Linked DNA regions of Homo sapiens: region 2 is linked to region 1. A link is an interaction called in ENCODE POLR2A ChIA-PET data of the cell type or tissue named here. Cell type or tissue: OCI-LY7. All regions are shown on one strand.

Evidence for each region. Peaks named below come from ENCODE experiments on the same cell type or tissue, not always from the same donor. Only the 100,000 strongest peaks of a DNase experiment are listed, where the experiment ranks them.
Region 2: POLR2A ChIA-PET joins it to region 1 with 12 read pairs; 2 of 35 experiments call an interaction of 5 or more read pairs at or near these places.

Annotation. Positions count from the first base shown.
Region 1 is chr18:23,637,819-23,640,318 of GRCh38, reverse strand. ANKRD29 (ankyrin repeat domain 29) reads left to right here. Exons shown (of 10, transcript NM_173505.4): 4 at 1,372-1,470. Among named protein-coding and RNA genes, the nearest start is that of ANKRD29, 24 kb to the left of the region's middle. In OCI-LY7, no CTCF peak of the experiment used is centred here; no DNase peak of the experiment used is centred here.
Region 2 is chr18:23,944,338-23,946,837 of GRCh38, reverse strand. LAMA3 (laminin subunit alpha 3) reads right to left here. Exons shown (of 75, transcript NM_198129.4): 70 at 554-694. Among named protein-coding and RNA genes, the nearest start is that of LINC02958, 37 kb to the left of the region's middle. In OCI-LY7, no CTCF peak of the experiment used is centred here; a DNase peak (open chromatin) is centred at 947; H3K4me3 peaks cover 715 bases; H3K27ac peaks cover 704 bases.

The DNA of each region.
Region 1 (2,500 bases):
TCTCTCAGATCTGGAGGCCAGAAGTCCAAAATCAAGGTGTGGGCTGTGCCGCACTGCCACTGGAGGCTCCTGGGGGAATTCCCTTCCTTGCCTCTTCCAGCCCCTGGTGGCTGTCAGCACTCTCTCCTCAATGCCACAGCTCTCCAGTCTCTGCCTATGTGGTCACATTGGCCTCTCTCTGGGTCAAATATCCCTCTGCCTCACTTCAAAAAAAAATTTATTGTTTTTTATTGTGGTAAAATACACATAATGTAGACTTTACCCTCTTAGCCATTTTTAAGTGTACAGTTCAGTCTTATTAAATGCATTCATAATGTGGTACAACCAACATCATCACCCATCTATAACTCTTTTCATTTTGTAAAACTACACAACTCTGTATCCATTAAATAATAACTTCCCATACTCCCCTTCCCCCAGCCCCTGGCAACCAGCATCATACTTTCTGGTTCTATAACTCTGACTACTTTAGATATCACAGCAGGCTGGGTGCAGTGGCTCATGCCTGTAATCCCAGCACTTTGGGAGGCCAAGGTGGGCAGCTCACTTGAGGCCAGGACTTTGAGACCAGCCTGGTCAACATAGTGAAACCCTGTTTCTACTAAAAATACAAAAAATAGCCAGATGTGGGGGTGCACGCCTGTAATCCCAGCTACTTGGGAGGCTGAGGCATGAGAATCACTTGAACCTGGGAGGCAGAGGTTGCAGTGAGCCGAGATGGCACCACTGCACTCCATCCAGCCTCGGTGACAGAGCAAGACTCTGTCTCAAAAAAAAAAAAAAAAAAAATCACAGTAAAATCATACATAGTTGTTGGCCTTTTATGACTAGCTTATTTCACTTAGCATAATGTTATCAAGGCTCATCCATGTTGTAGCATATGTCAGAATTTCCTTTCTTTTTAGCTAAATAATAGTCCATTGTATGGATACATCACATTTTGCTTGTCTCCTCATCCATAGATGGACACTTCAGTGCTTCCACATTTTAGCTGTTGTGAGTAGTGCCTCTGCCTCACTCTTAGAAGGACACTTGTCATTAGATTTAGGGCCCACCCAGATAACCCAGGATAAGCTCTTCTCAAAATCCTTAACTTAATCACGTCTTTTGCCATAGAAGGTAATATTCACAAGTTTTAGGATGGGGACAGATCTTTTGAGGAGCCACCATTCATCCCATTTCACTAAGAATAAAGTTTTCCTTTCCTTTTGTCACTTCTCTGACCAAAAAATAAGAATCTGTTCAAATTTAGCCCCTTCCTAGGCTAGAAGTTTTCTATGCAAGGATATTGTTTTGTTTTCTTTGCAGATGTTCAAATCAAATGTAAGATAACCAAATGTCTTTTAAAACTAGCCTCTCCCTCTCTCCCAGTCAGGTACAACTGCCCTATTCTTTGCCGCCCAGCAAGGCCATAATGATGTCGTGAGATTTCTCTTTGGATTTGGAGCATCCACTGAATTTAGGACCAAAGTGAGATAACCTTCTTGATTTTGTATTATGTTGAAGAATTTCAGCAGCCATGGGTATTGCTTTTCTCCTCATCTATGGTACGAATTTATGTTTCCCTTTTTACAAGATTCTCAAACCTAAGTAAGTGGATTTCCTCAAGGTTACTTGTAGTGGTTCAGGGGTAGCTCTAAGGGTTCTATTCAAAACGTTACATTTTTACTCTGGGCTCACAATTGGAAAATTTTATGGGGAATTACTTCTATCCTTTCCTGAACTGATACCTTTCTACTGTAGAACACTAAATTTTGTAACCAGGAGGGATACAGTAGCAGTGGCTTTCTAACTTTCCCTGTTTCCATGTTCTTTTTCCCACTGAAGATTAATTCTGATACTATGATAGGAATTGTTGGAAGTATTAATCTGATCCTACTAGATCTGAGACATTTCTAAAGAGGGTGGTTTGGCAGACAGCTTACTTTCATGAGCTATCCTCACTGAAATACATAATACATAGCTACAGTTTACATAGTTGGGAAACTATATAGTGGTTCTTCCTTTAAAGAAGTAATTGGCTAGGCGCGGTGGTTCATGCCTGTAATCCCAACACTTTGGGAGGCCGAGGCAGGGGGATCACGAGGTTAGGAGTTCGAGACCGGCCTGATCAACATGGTGAAACCCTGTCTCTACTAAAAATACAAAAAAAAATTAGCCAGGCGTGATGGCACATGCCTGTAATCCCAGCTACTCAGGAGGCTGAGGTAGGAGAATCACTTGAACCCGGGAGGCAGAGGTTGCAGTGAGCCAAGATCACGCTACTGCACTCCAGCCTGGGCGACAGAGTGAGACTCTGTCTCAAAAAAAAAAAAAAAAAAAAAGAAGTAATTGATTTTCATTTTTGACATATAGATAAGAAAGCTGAGAATGTAGAAAGATTAATTTCATGTTGACAGTATGATTTTACATGATAATATTTTGTAGTAGCAGAATTTGAACTGCCGTAAGATTTTTGTAATTGTCAGCTCATTTCTAGCCTAATTATAATTTTTAAATT
Region 2 (2,500 bases), 310 kb before region 1:
TTTGATATTAACAGTGTTTGGTTTTCAAATGTTTATTTCTCAGGGTTATCTATTATTTATGGTAAAGAATATTGGGTTTCCATTTATGGGAGAGATAAAAAGATCCCATAGAAGCACATTTAAAATAAATAGTTTGATGGAGAGAAAACAGTTAAGCCAATGTTTTACCTTATGGCAAAGATGGTGAAAATGGCACAAATTACTGTAATTTGAAACACATTATGTTAACCAAAAAATCTCTGTCTATAACCTAAAACCTACGTTTTTGCATTCCCTGGAGGAGAAGCCAATAGATTCAGGTTTAGGAAGTGGCAGAGAAGCTCTATCTTCACCCTTTCAGGGCCTGCGTCTCAACCTGCACCTTAGAAATGAAGGCTTTGGGTTAAGAAATGGGCACTTACTCTATGTGGTTGTGAACATTAATTAGATCCTTAAAAATCATTTAAAGTATTTTGAGATTCTCATATGGTGAGTATTTTGAATATCTCATACAATTATGCCTATAATATAAGGTGAATTGTTTCTGTCCATGGCTCTGAACATAACTATTTACCTTTGGTTTCCCTGATGGAGGTGATCCCAGGTAAACTGGCGCTCTGATGCTGATGGTGGAGTTTCCAGGCAAACTTCCCTCCCGGGCCCTCAGTCCATCCACAACCAAGCGCCCCTTTTCCCCATCATGGCCAAACACCACCTTCAGAGTAAGAAAGATACGTGAGTTGTATTTTTACCTTTGACAATTGGTGTTGTATTTTATTAAATATTAGTGGCCAAATTAAAAAAAAATGTTTTCATGCTCCTTCAAATAGCTTCAAAAGATGAGAGATTTTTTCCTCCGGTTATCACTATCACCATCGTTTTGTGAGATTATGTGAAATACTGAACAAACTGAGCTCAAAAGGGGAACTGAAAAAAAAAGGTTGCTTAGAAGTGAACTAATCAAAAGAGATTATAGAATTCATCTGGAAACTTACACAAAAGAGAAACAGTTCAAGGCACAGCCACAGGCAACCCCCTCCATGTAACAAAGGGGCAGGGACAGTTTATACAGTGCTGGGGACGGGGGTGTGTTGGAGTCGTGGCACCCTGGGCTGGCCTCTTGGAGCAGGTAGAACGAGGGCACTTCTCTTCAAACAAGAGGAGTGTTTAAACTCTTTGCTAAAATTTCTGATCCCTGGGGTCTGGTGTGGATTCTGCCATCTCATAGGTGTGGTGAGACTATTCACTACGGACACTTCCATTTATATGCCAAGCTGTGACCTTTGGCCTCTACTGCCTGCTGACACCTGGGCTTGAAGGTCTGACAGGCCACTCAACCCTGAGATGTTCACGACAGAAATCCTCATTCTCCCCCAGCTCTGAACTGCTCTCCTCCTGGCCACATCTGCCTCTTCTCCATCTTCATCTCAGTAAATGCCCACTAATGACTCAATTGCTGGCCCCAAATCACAGGATGTGATCTGGACCCTCTCTTCCTCTCACCCTCTATATGTGATCCATCAGCAAGGCCGCGTGGTTCTACCTTCAGCATGCGTCCTGGCGGTCACTTCTCCCGACCTCCCCACAGCCTCCGCAAGCAAAGGCAATAGCAGCCATGTGGGCCCCCTGCTGCTACTCTTGCCCCCTGGCAGTCTCTTCAGCTAAAGAATTAAATAATATATGAATCTGTACATGTAAGAGTTTTATTTTTTTTATTTTTATTTTTTTGACAGAGTCTTGCTCTGTCGCCCAGGCTGGAGTGCAGTGGTGTGATCTCGGCTCACTGCAACCTCCACCTCCTGAGTTCAAGCGATTCTCCTGCCTCAGCCTCCTGAGTAGCTGGGATTACAGGTGCATGCCACCATGCCCAGCTAATGTTTGTATTTTTAGTAAAGATGGGGTTTCACCATGTTGGTCGGGCTGGTCTCGAACTCCTGACCTTGTGATCAGCCCGCCTTGGCCTCCCAAAGTGCTGGGATTACAGGCATGAGCCACCGCGCCTGGCCAAGAGTTTTAAGACTCTTTAAAAGCTTTACAGACACTTTCAAATAAAGTCCAAAGTCGGAGCTTGGCCTTCAAAGCTTAAATGATCTGGGCTCTGTCTTCCTCTCTAATTCCATTTCTTATTGCTTTGTGTTTTGTTCATTCAGCTAATTCCCACCTCCAGGTCCTTGTTATTTGCTCTTCCCTCTTCCTGGAACCCCCTCCCCATAACTTCATGTGACTACCACCTGCTGTACCAGGGCTTTCTCTACTGCCTTATTTAAAATAGTCTCCCTGCTCTGTCATTTTCTTACCTTGCTCTAGTGTTTTCTCAAAGCACTTACCAATCTCTGACATTACATTGAGGATTGTTTGCTTATGTGTTCCAGGAAGGCAGCTGAATGACTAAGGGAATGCAACTTGTCAAGTCACTTACATTTTCTGAAGTCCAGTTGCCTCATTAGAGAAATAAATAGGTCCCTTATTGCCTTAAATGGTATTTCTTGAAATCTGGAATGGCTTTAAGCAAGAGCCAAGA